Linked DNA regions of Homo sapiens: region 1 is linked to region 2. A link is a contact called in ENCODE Hi-C or POLR2A ChIA-PET data. All regions are on one chromosome and are shown on one strand. The core of a region is the stretch at or near the end of the contact, and the rest is flanking DNA. Distances in the headings are between cores, read along the strand shown. Region 1 has its middle 88 kb from the start of LINC02834. Region 2 has its middle 92 kb from the start of LINC02834.

What was found. A loop is a pair of places that touch in the nucleus more often than their neighbours do. ChIA-PET counts read pairs that join two places held with the same protein, here RNA polymerase II (POLR2A). Pooled maps may share reads with other maps.
Region 1: a map of IMR-90 shows a loop between it and region 2 (9-fold over the local background). The contact joins two enhancer-like sites. A Hi-C loop is called at or near these places in 2 of 168 maps with a recorded cell type or tissue (IMR-90 and PC-9) and 2 of 50 pooled maps. POLR2A ChIA-PET finds 5 or more read pairs at or near these places in 1 of 52 experiments (common myeloid progenitor, CD34-positive).

What each region holds. Positions count from the first base shown.
Region 1 is chr9:86,793,511-86,799,677 of GRCh38, reverse strand. No RefSeq gene overlaps it. Among named protein-coding and RNA genes, the nearest start is that of LINC02834, 88 kb to the right of the region's middle. Within about 2 kb of position 3,682, at least 9 of the 41 ENCODE cell types and tissues checked have a DNase peak (open chromatin) inside an H3K27ac peak, as active enhancers do; they include IMR-90, where a contact is called at or near this core.
Region 2 is chr9:86,612,839-86,619,124 of GRCh38, reverse strand. No RefSeq gene overlaps it. Among named protein-coding and RNA genes, the nearest start is that of LINC02834, 92 kb to the left of the region's middle. RefSeq lists an enhancer at 3,144-3,645. Within about 2 kb of position 3,809, at least 4 of the 41 ENCODE cell types and tissues checked have a DNase peak (open chromatin) inside an H3K27ac peak, as active enhancers do; they include IMR-90, where a contact is called at or near this core.

The sequences.
Region 1 (6,167 bases), core at 2,433-4,932, 180 kb before region 2:
GTGGAAGGAGGATGTCTCAGAGTTCAGATGTAGGACTGGCATTGCCGGGCTGCCATTGTTCTCTCCATGGACAGCAGAGACAGTGGCAGGACCAAGCTTGTGCCACCTTTAGCAGACTGTGTCCTGACCACACTTGCCCTGCAGTGGTCACCAGCCAGGCCTTCCCTCCCAAGGATTGTTGCTGCCTGTGCGTGCCTTTCCTATTCACTCCCCACCATCATTCCCCTGGGGAAAAGGGCCAAGGTCCTTCCTGAATGGCACAAGGACCCAGCAACTGGACAGGGCAGGGAAAAGCATTTTCAATGCAGGGAGTCAGAGCTGCAAAAGCATAGGAGCATGGAGCATCATGTATATTATGTGCAGAGAACTTCAAGAGGTGCATTTGTGCTGAACCATAAATCACCAGCAACCAGCAAGGTATGCATATGTGAGCTTCAAAGTCCCCATCAAGGGAAAGTGTTTTGCACTTGGAAGATGTCTACCGATGCTATTTTCTATCATTACACATATTGCAGTGTTGCTGTGGGACCCAAATGAGATCACACTCCTATAAAGTGGCTCTGGAGGCTGGAAGAGCACTGTACACGTGCTAACTGAGTGTGGGGTGTGGCTAGAGTACATTTCAGACCGCAAAGGAATATAAAAAATCAAAATAACAGCGAATTTCTCTTAAATCCACAGTATTAAATGTGTTTGCATATTGGACATTTTAATGAAAATACTTCCCATCATTCCTTTACAGATAAATGAATGATTTCATTGTCTATTAAAATGTTTCTTTGCTAGTAATTAATTAGACCACCAAGCTTCAGGCTGGGGACCTGAGAGTTATTTTTGTTGACTTACACATCACCAAAAACACTCAATATGGCCTCTAAAATATAGGCATATGTATGCATGAATAGATAGATGGATGGATGGTTGGATGGATGTGTCTATACATAATTTTTTGTTTTCAAATTTGTATCCATTATCTTAGGACATCATTGTTTTTCTCCTGAAATGTTACAGTGGTTTCTTAGCTGCTTGCTCTGTCTCCAGCCTCCTACCTCTCTGCTCTCAAATCCATCATTACCACAGCTGCTCAGAAGCTCAACAGCATTTTAATTACTCCACCCAATTTGGCAGTAATGTGGGTTCTCTCATTGTGAAAAGGCGTAAAATAAGAGTAAAAAGCACAACCACAAGAAAGAAGAAGGAAAATTATTTATTCCAGGTGCTTTGATTATTTACCTAAATATCCAAGAGAATTAGCTAAAACATCACTGGAACTAACAGGAAAATTTGATAATGTTGCTTGATATCAATAAATACCAAAAGGCCAATTATTTCCCTACCTACCTGCAAAAACCAGACAGGCAGAATATAGCATGGAAAATAAAAGCTGCCGATCTTTGGGGTATCACAGAGATGCTGAGTATTGTCCTTCTGGGCTCCAAATAATTTTGATTGTGCCCAGAGCCCCACAAAATCTCCCATGAAAGCAGCTTTTCAGTTTCTGGTCTCTCTCCACTAAGATGAAGGCCTGACCCAGCTCCAAAGTCAAAGTGGGACATAGACATCTTGGCAATCCTGTTACCTTTCCAAAAAAGCCTAAAATAAAAGAAGTGTACAGAAATGCTTCCCTGCCTCCTTCATATAAATACCTTTCTCCTTTTCACATGCAAAGCAATTTTAGCACCCGATAACTCCATTTTCATAGACTATGAAGACCCAGTTCTATACACATCTACCAAGTGTCCCCTGGGGATGGTCTCCCCTGGACAGTCTGCTGTTAAGAAGTATTTAAGTTGGCTGGGTGCAGTGACTCACGCCTATAATGTCAGCACTTTGGGAGGCCGAGGCGGGTGGATCATCTGAGGTCAGGAGTTCAAGACCAGCCTGAACAACATGGTGAAACCCTGTCTCTGCTAAAAATACAAAAATTAGCCAGGCGTGGTGCCAGGTGCCTGCAGTCCCAGCTACTTGGGAGGCTGAGGCAGGAGAATTGCTTGAATCTGGGAGGCGGAGGTTGCAGTGAGCCAAGATCACACCACTGAACTCCAGCCTGGGCGACAGAGCAAGACTCCGTCTCAAAAAGAAAAAAAGAGAAGTATTTAAGTCTCCACCTCCTGCCAAATAACAGTGATTGCAGCTTTTAATAAAATATTGCTTTCATCTTTACCCATCAAGTTTGGAAAACCTTAAAGTATCTGACTATCCACAGCATTGCTGAGGATGGGGAGGTCTTCGCAGATCAAGGCCTGAGTTGCCTTCATTTAGTTGGCTTTGACCTTGCTTAAGCTGCGACATGAAGAACAAGTAGAAGTTCAGAGGATAGGAGGGGATGGAGCTGATAAAAGAGAGTGGTCAGGGGAGAGAAAAGAGCCTGGTGGGGAAACAGGAGGTGCGAAGGGCTCAATAGCAGGTGAGTGTGCTGAAGGAGCAGCTGATGTCGCCGTAGTGAGAGCCAGGAAAGTGTGCATAAGTAGTAGTTCCTGACCAGTGGGGAAAAAAAAGCTTTTCTGTCCAGGTTCTGATTCCAACAAGGCGCCTGCTGTCTCTGCTGCTCCCCAAAAGGAACACGGGTAGCGATGGCGACAGCTATGAAGAGACCAAGAAATATCCCAACCCCATTCTTCAAATGCTGGAATTCACAACTCCTGCCATTATAGCAAATCTCCAAAAGTAACCATGTTCAGAAAAGCTGGCAGAAATTAATGAGTTCTCAACTTTGGCAGGGGAATTTCATGGGGTTTTGTGGAGTCCATGTACAGAATACAAACTTCCTACTCTAAGTGCTTGACCTCACAGAGGCCGGCCTCAACAATGGCCATGCATGGATGGAGTTAAAATGCCCAGGTTTCAAGTCAGCAGTATGCAACAAGACCTTCAATACATCAGTTATGTTAAATAGAAGTTTTTATTTGAAGGCAATTAATTGCAGCCGCAACATATAAATACTTTAAAAAGGAAACAAACTACTGGTTAGATAGTAGACAGAGTTGTTTTTTCAATCTGTCTTTCTAGTGCAGCCAGAAAATAAAAAGCTAAAATCTTGTAAATAATATTTAACAATATGGAGCAAGTCTCAAAATACACTAAGTGAAAACTTGATCAAACAGCATACTAATTAAAATTTCCATACGATGACACATGTACTATGAAAATATAAAACTCAGCAGGCAATACTCTAAAATATTCACATTTGTTATCTCTGACAGGCATGGTTTTAGGTGGTTTGCTTTTCTTGTTACCCTTTTCTGTTTTTTTTCAAGTGTTTAAAAATAAACATGTAATATTGTCACAGTCAGGGGAAAAAGAATATTCATAACAGCCTACATTTTACATGGCAATGAGTATTCCTGAACTGGGTGTGCATCTGAATCACACAGCGGTCTTTGTGCAAATAAACGAAGGGCCAATTTTCCTGAGTGTTTGAGAAAAAATAAAGTTTTTCTGTGAGATTTATCTGTCCATGTCTTTGGGCACAAAAACACAGACACAGATACACATGTTTTTTTTTTTCCTGTTGTGCAACCCTAGAATATTTGGGCGTTTGGCTCCAAGTCTGAAATTCCAGTTGTTGCCTCCAAATCTGGGAGCCCTTTACGTCCGTGAAACACAAGCTGCAGCTCCCCTGGAAGAACACGCTCCTCAGCTTCCTGCCTCATTGCAAAGAAAACTGCCCTTGTGTGCATAGCCCTCACCACCAGGGCCAGCAAATGAGAACAGCTTGGAAAAACAGCGAGATGCTTGCAATAGTTTGTTTGGTGTCTCAGAAAATAAAATCCATCTTTCTTCACCAGATGAGAGTCATCGCTTTCAGATGATTTTGGAAGAGGAGTCATTCCCTACATTGAATCTGGAAGGCTGGCTGGGTTTCCAGGACTGTGTTTTCATGGACATGAAGAAGAATTTTACGAGAAAAACAATTGCAGAGGGCTTGATTTCTATAGGATTTTTATCTCCTGCAGATTCTTCCAGCTGGACCCTTCTTCCAGATGTTTGTGAGACCTATTTAATCAGATTCTCCAGGGATGGGGCTCTGGCATTCACTTTCGCAAGGTTTACAGGTGATTCTGATGTATAGCAAAGTTTGAGAATGCCTGCTACAGCAGGACGACAAAGGGGGGCTTTATGTAGAAAAACAATGGCAATGAAAGCACACATTGCATTTGCAGTAGAGATATTTAAAGGCAATCTTAAAAATGATTTTTTAAGAAGACTGTCTCCTTGGCTAGAAAGGGTTGCATACCATTATTTCACTTCATTCACAGATCCCTCTCACAGTCTGAATAGAAACAATGAAGCAACCCTAAGGCACACTCAGTCAGGGCCCTAGGATGCCACATAAATCAGCTCAGGGCAAGCTGGCCCAAGTGAGGGTGAGTGCCGCAGAGGTGAAACAGCCCGTCTGGTGACCAAACGCTTTTTGCCTATTAACTGCACGTGTTGACTTTGTGTGGGGACCTGGAGAGTCCAGTCGCCACAAACACGGGGGTCAACAGCCACTTGGCAGCCTCTTCACCCTGAGCAAGTGCTGAATTAAATACAACTAGCATTTAAACAGCTCAGCATCCTCCTGGAGAGCCACTCTGCGAGGTGGGGTAAACACATGCCCTGATTTGTGAATGGGGTTTAGGCCCATTGCCCAGGTGTAATTCTTAATAGCACCCCCTTCACACTCAGAAGTACCCTGGTTTTGTAGATAAGTTGTATGATCACCTGGCTTCAAGGTGAAGGTGATGGCCTGTTGGCTTAGGGAGCTGAGGCGGGGGAGGAGAGCTGATAATTCCTCTGCACTCCCACAAAACAGTTATGAAGCAATCGTAGTGCTTCCAGCACAGCCACAGCTCCCTCCTTTAGCAAGCAGCAAAAAGAACTCCTTGGGAAAACTCCCTCCTCATTCTTTCTCCCCACCCCCTTGCACTCTCTCTCTCTATATATGTATTTAACTCTTTCAGTTTCTTTAATATCCATCATTGTCATCTGAGCAGCACAACGGAGTAACTGTATGTCAATTTTCACTTTGTAGCATACACTCTTTATTCCCAAATTACCCCAGTAACCCAAATAAGAAAGGAGAAAATGCACAAAGAATTACTGTGGCCATCTGGAATGCATAATGTGGAAAGATCTGCAATACATTACATGGTCTGGAAAGTGGCTGGTTGAATTCCAGAGAGCTCAGATAGACTTCAAAGTCTGGCTGTACATCAGTGAAACTGCTGATCTGCTCCAATATTTAAAGTGGGTGTAGATGAATGAATTTATTACAGTTTTTATCTTCTGGGCTCAGATGGGGAAATGGGATCATAGTCAGGCTCTCCTTTAATTTCATGCTGAATTTTTTTCTTAGATTTTATTTTTCTCCACCTTAATGCTGTACTATTTCTTAATTTTTCTTTTGAACTGAAACGTACCTTCCTGAAAACTGACTGATGTGCATTAATAAAGTAACTCTGTAGAGACTAATGGCCTAATCACGAGCTATTTTGCATAAAGGATCTCAATTCCAAATATATGTATATAAAACTCCTGACTTTTCTCTCTCTCTCTGTCTCTCTGATGGAGCAAGTCAATAGATCTGAACTCAACTGCATGGAATTTATTTCTAGAGTTGAATTTGGGTGATATCTAGTTATAGTTGCTGATTAAAAATATAAATAAAAGCAGGACTCAGGAAATATTTGGAAACACTTGATTTAAGTCAAGAGTCTGCTGTCAGGAACTCCCTTCAGGAAGAGATGAAAGAGCAATTCTTTAGGTTCAACCGCCTCAGAATCCCTTTGAGAGGCAAGCTTCTTCACATCTCTGCCAACTTGGTTGCTTTTATCTTTATACAAATTTTTCTTGATCCTTGAAAGAATCTTAACACATACAATTTTAAGCCAACTCCATAGGAAATGTCTGTGCTCCCCCACCTTCAAGAACTTCGGGGTTCTATTTCTAAACTCTAAACACAATCTCACCAGCAATTAAATATTTCTTCTGGATCTCTTTTTGAATGGGGAAGAAAAGAATTATTTTTCACACATACATAAAGGAAAGAAATATACTAGTAAGGTAAAGTTAAGAGTATCATGATAACCTACAGCTGCTGCTTTCCTTCTCTATTTTGCCAAGTATCCATTATCAATTTCTTGGATTTCTATAATAATTAGATTATCAAAACATAGCTGAAG
Region 2 (6,286 bases), core at 2,560-5,059:
GAATACAAAAATTAGCTAAGTGTGGTGGTGTGCACATGTAGTCCCAGCTACTTGGGAGGCTGAGGCATGAGAACTGCTTGAACCCGAGAGGCAGAGGTTGCAGTGAGCTGAGATCATGCCACTGCACTCCAGCCTGGACATCACAGTGAGACCCTGTCTCCAAAAAAAAAAAAAAAAGTAAACATATTCAGAAAAATATTGAAAGTTAATATTTATCCCATCTTTCCCTATGCCTCATCTTATTACTCATAAGTTATTCTTTTAATAATTTGTTTTTAATCCCCCATAACTATGAATATGAATTTATATCTCTATTTTTATTTATAAACTATAATATTAAATATTAAAGATCAGAAAAGAAAAATAAGGAAGGACAATACGCATAAAACAAGTCTGTCCTGGGAAAACTGGTATTTTCACCCAAATTGTAACCCCATCTTGACCCCCCTAGATTGTACATCTAAGGATAACAACTTTATTCAGTTCTGCGCATCTCCAGAACTCCTACCATGGTGTGTTGTATAAAGTAGCTGATACTACTTGTAGAATGAATAAATTCAAGCTTGTTCTCTACCCTCTAAAATTAAAACAAAAAGTAGAAGAAGATTTAGTCTGCACTGCCTCCATCTCTCCTCAAACGTCCTCAGCAGAGTTGCTGGGAATAAAAGAGTGAGTAAGAAGACATGCCCCTCCCCTCAGGGAACCCCCATTCTTAGTTGGGGAGAAAGACAAACAAGTGTAAATTGTAATTCAATCCTATAAAAAGAATCAAGAAGCTGAAAACAAAACCAAAGCATGTGAAAATATGAAGGAGCTGGCCAGGTGAAAAGTGGAGGTTATTCTGGGGATTAAATAAAATAATGTATGTGAAAGCACTGTGTAAACTCTAATATGTCATACCAACTCCAGGTCTTGCCATTGCTGCTGTTAGCAAAACTCTGAGAGAAATTCTATCTTCTTTTTCCTGCTGGAGTTGGTAGTGGCCAGAAATGCTATGGCACTCTTTCCAAAAAGGTTTTCTTTTTCCATTGGAATAAATGGCCCAAGGAGCCAGTACTGTAACAGATGCCCAGGTCACACCTATTATAACTTTCTTTGAAGAAAGGTCCAAAGCAAAAAAAGGCATTGCCATTTTTTCTTTTTTCTTCTTATTTTATTTATGTATTTATTTATTTTGAGGTAAGATCTCTCTCTGTCGCCCAGGCTGGAGTGTAGTGGCTCACTACAGCCTCGGCCTCCCAAACTCAAGCGAGCCCCCCGCCTCAGCCTCCTGAGTAGCTGGGACTACAGGCACACACCTTCACATGCAACTAATTTTGTTTTTTTTTTTTTTGTAGAGATGGGGTTTCGCCATGTTGCCCAGGCTGGTCTTGAACTCCCAGGCCCAAGCGATCCTCCTGCCTCGGCCTCCCAAAGTGCTTTACAAAGGGATTACAGGCGTGAGCCACCACGCCTGGGCCATTATTAAGCTGAATTCATAACTAAGCACTTAATCTTTCCACGTTCAATGCAATTACAGTTTCATGTGACCACAGAGCTGGTGGAACCTAGGACTACACACAGCACTCACATACACAGGCACACACACATGCTCACATAGACACATACAACTAGAGAGTTCTCGAATTCTCACTGAGCTGATGCACAGAGCAGGAGACAGAGAAATCAGTCCATGAATCCAAGTATGAAAATCCAGAAAGTAACATTTAAAGGAAAACAGAAGAAAATACACATTTCAAGAAAGGCTTAAGCCTTTCTGGAAAGAGGAGAGAGATGCATTTTTTAGAGTGCTGAGCAGCTGCAAATACTTGTCTATCTTGAATCAGCCAACCATGATTCTTACAATCAGCCCCAACATGTAGTGCAGAGAGAGCAGGGTTTGTCATGAAGATCTTCAAAGACCTTCAATGCAGAGGACTTTGGTAACAGCGTCAGTTCCCTATCTTCCTAGTAAACAGCACTCCCATCCACCAAGTGTCCAAGCCAGAAACCTAGGAGATGTTCTCAACTCGTCCATTCCTTCATTCCCTTCTCTCACTCAGTCACCATGTTCTCATACCTCCTTAATCTCTCCTAAAGGTATCAATTTGTGGGCACTCCCCTTGCTACTGTTAGAGTTCAGTGCAATTCTCTCTCAGTTAGACCTGTTACAAAAGCCTCCTCACTGGTCCTTTTCACTTTGACTTTACCCATTCCAGCGTGTGTTCCTTATTCTACATTCAATGTGTTTTCTGAAACACAAATCTGAGATTTACAACATAATGGTTAAGAACTCGGGCTCCAGGTCAGAATGCCTGGGTTCAATTCCACACACCACCACTTACCAGCTCTGTGACTTTGATCAAGTTACTTCTTGTTATATGCTGAGTTGCGACTGCATTTGGAGATGGGGTCTTTAAAGAGGTAGTTAAGTTAAAATGAAGTCATTAGTGTAGACCTTAATCCAATCTGACTGGTGTCTTTATGAGAAGAGGAGGTCAGGGCACAAACAGGTGCAGGGGAAAGACCACGTGAAGACATAAGAAAAAGACAGCCATCTGCAATCCAAGGGCAGAGACCAGGAGAAACCAGCTCTGCCGTCACCTTGATCTTGGACTTCTGGCCTCCAGAATTGTTAGAAAATAATTTTTTGGGACAGGCGCAGCGGCTCACGCCTGAATCCTAACACTTTGAGAGGCCAAGGCGGGCAGATCACTTGAAGTCAGGAGTTCAAAACCAGCCTGGCCAACATGGTGAAACCCTGTCTCTACTAAAAATACAAAAAATTAGCCAGGCATGGTGGCAGATGCCTGTAATCCCAGCGACTCGGGAGGCTGAGGTAGGAGAATCACTTGAACCTGGGAGGTGGAAGTTGCAGCAAGCCGAGGTCATGCCACTACACTCCAGCCTGAGCGACAGAGCAAGACTCTGTCTCAAAAAATAATAATAAATAATAATAATAATAATTTTTTTGTTGCTTAAGCCACCCAGTCTGTAGTACTTTATTCTGGCAGCCTCAGCAAGCTAATAGACTCTACTCTCTAAAGCCCATCTTTGCATGGCAAAATGGAAATAATAATAGTATCTCTCTCAGAGAATTGTTGGGAGAATCAACTGCAATACTGTGTATGTTACACCTAGAACATTGTCTAACACATAAGTCATACAAAGGAGCAATGAAAAAGATAGTGATGATGACGATGCTACCTCCTTACCTAAAATTCTTCATTGGCTCCACATTGCCCAAAAAAAGAAAGTCCAAACTTATTAGCACGCTCCACGGCACTAAATGACCCAGACAGTGCATGCCCCTCAGCTCACCTCTTGCATGTGCTACAGCCATTCCAAACTGCTTAGAGTTTCCAGAGCACCTGCTGTCCCATTGTCCCAGGCTTTCTGATGCCTCCCTTTCTTCCTAACAGCCTTTTCCTACAGCATTGCTTACTCTCATCTTCAGAACAACTGCTCAGCTAGGATGTCATCTCCTCAAGGATCTCTCTGTGCTCACTTCTGCCCCCTGCTGAAATAAGAGCCCACAACACCCTGTCATTAATTTTATTTTACCACCTATCACTCTGTATGATAGTTGCATATGTCCTATCAGACTTTTCCAAAGGACCTTCTATTCCTTCAGCGATTACGCCTGATTCATTATTGAATCCCCAGTGTAGATCCTAACATGTGCCATGAACTAACTCATGAAATATTTGTGGAAGGAATGAATGATTCTGACCCTATGTCATCAGCCATGCTTTCAGTGGGGGCCTTGCCTGCTCGTTCCCACAGCACACTCAATGAGAATCTCACAAGGCATGACAATGCATGCTCAGGTGCCAGAATTCAGGACTAAGTCTCTGGTAGATAACTGTGTGTTTCAAAATCATTGCAAGAGGATACAAAGGAATGTATTATATTTGACAGGAAAAACCCTGGTGTGCAAACAATACATCTATGTAAGCTGCAAAAGAATGATTGTAAGCTTTTTTGAAAAAGAGGATGAGATGTGTTCAGTAACTCTGAGGAATTTGTTATTTACAAGCACGTTGCTGGTATTTTGGCCATCAGGCATTTCTCTCAAATGAAATGCCAAGAATGTGCCTGAGAACAACAGATGCCTTTCATTTGGAGGCCCAGCTCTGCTCCTGACAGAAAGTGTGTCCCCATAAGGTACACCCTGCTTGCCCCAAACATGCTGGCCCAGAAGGCATTACCCGTCCCCCCCTCTCATTTCCTCCGTGCTAGCAGTACCAGCCCCTGTGAGGAAGACTCAGAGGTCAGTCGACACCCAGCCATTCCCCCACATACATGCTGACTAAACTATCCTGAGTAAACCAGTCGAGGCCTTATAGCCCCCCAAAACATTTGCATGATGATGTTACTTTTTAAATTCAGTATCAGCCTGGGTGTGGTAGCTCATGCCTGTAATCCCAGCACTTTGGGAGGACGAGGTGGGAGGATCACTTGAGGTCAGGAGCTCGAGACCAGCCTGACCAACATGGCAAAACCCTGTCTTTACTAAAAATACAAAAATTAGCTGGGCGTGGTGGTGCATGCCTGTAATCCCACCTACTCGGGAGGCTGAGGCAGGAGAATCATTTGAACCTGGAAGACAGAGGTTGCAGTGAGCCAAGATTGCACCACTGCACTCCAGCCTGGGTTACAGAGTAAGACTCTGTGTCTAAATAAATAAATAAATAAATTCAGCATCAGGAATTTTGAACTGACGGGCTTTCTCTCACTGATATGTTTCCATTTATGTCTTAATTGCCAAGACTTTGAGACTCGCATTGAATATCTAATCACAATGACTATGTTAGCCGATGCCTTAGGTCTGTTTCCTTCCTCACTTCTGTATGATATTGAATTGTCCAGTTTTACTCTAATTATGCTGGCAGAGGGCATGGGTCTGGGCTCTGAAGTCAGACTACCTAGGTTTGGATCCCGGCTCTGCCCCTCATCAGCCGTGTAAACTTGGGGAAGCTAATTAACCTTTCTGTGCCTCAGTCTCCTTATCTGTAAAATGGGGACAGTTAAATGAGTTAATACACATAAACAGAAAACACAGATATGAAGATATAGAAACGTATGTAAAAAATAGAACAGTGACTGGTACAAAGTCATTGCTACGGCAGAATTTTTTATATGTAGTTATTAATATAAGTTGCTTGAATATCTTTGGGAAGCAGTTTAAGTATAAATTATAAATATATGATAATATTAGTAAAACATATTTGCTTTAGGAATGTATAGCTTGTAATTTTTCTGATTGGTACAGAGTCATTGCTACAACAGAATTTTTTTATATATAGTTATTAATATAAATTGCTTCAAATATCTTTGGGAAGCAGTTTGAGTATAAATTGTAAATATATGATATTAGTAAAACATATTTGCTCTAGGAATGCTTAGCCTGTAATTTTTCTTTTTGATAACACAATTGACAGAACAAATTTGATTCAGGACCTCATGGTGTATGCACACACACATACACACACACACAAACACACACGCTGTATTTACCTTGAAAACAAAACTACAGCAATATTCTAATCCTAAATGTGAGTTTTTTGTATTTGGAATTCTGTGATTTGAATTGCTGCAAAATCTATGTCTACTGGACCACTGCCACTTCTTACATTTTACTGTGTTTGAATAATTTGGGTCTCAAAGGAGAATCATGGTTTAAAAAGCCAAATAAAGAGAATAATGTGTTAATAAGCTTATCTTTATTGGAGGGGTAGCCCTTTAAACTAAACATGAGCTCAGACATCAGACCGTGCTGGCAAAAGGTCACAGATCCTGATGTCTATTTTAAAAACTACTTTCCATACCTACCTACCTGGCAACAAAAATGTCAAAACAGTTCACAGACAATTAAAAACTTTTTTTGTTCTGGAAGTGTTTGATTCAAATTTCATTTCAGGGATAATGTACTATCTGGCTCTGGAGGCCTTGCCCAGGGAAACAGTGGTGAATGTGATGAGCCCAGGTTCTCCTTAGAGAAATGAGCCACCAAGAGGGTGGCCTTGGCAGGTAAATAGGTAATTATCATGCTGTGTGGAATCTCACCTTCTTGTGCTGGAAGCAAGAGAAAAGATACGTGAGCTCAGGTAGGATACCTAACTTCAAGCCACAATACACATTTCCAATATTAGCTACGGTTTGCAGAGAACTCACATTTCATGCTGTATCTGCCAGTCACAGAAACCTAGGTGAGAACAAAAACAAACCTATTAGCCACTTTTAAATGGCTGAGTTCATATTTTCAGTGAAAACACTTGGGATTGGCAATGACCACTAAATCACC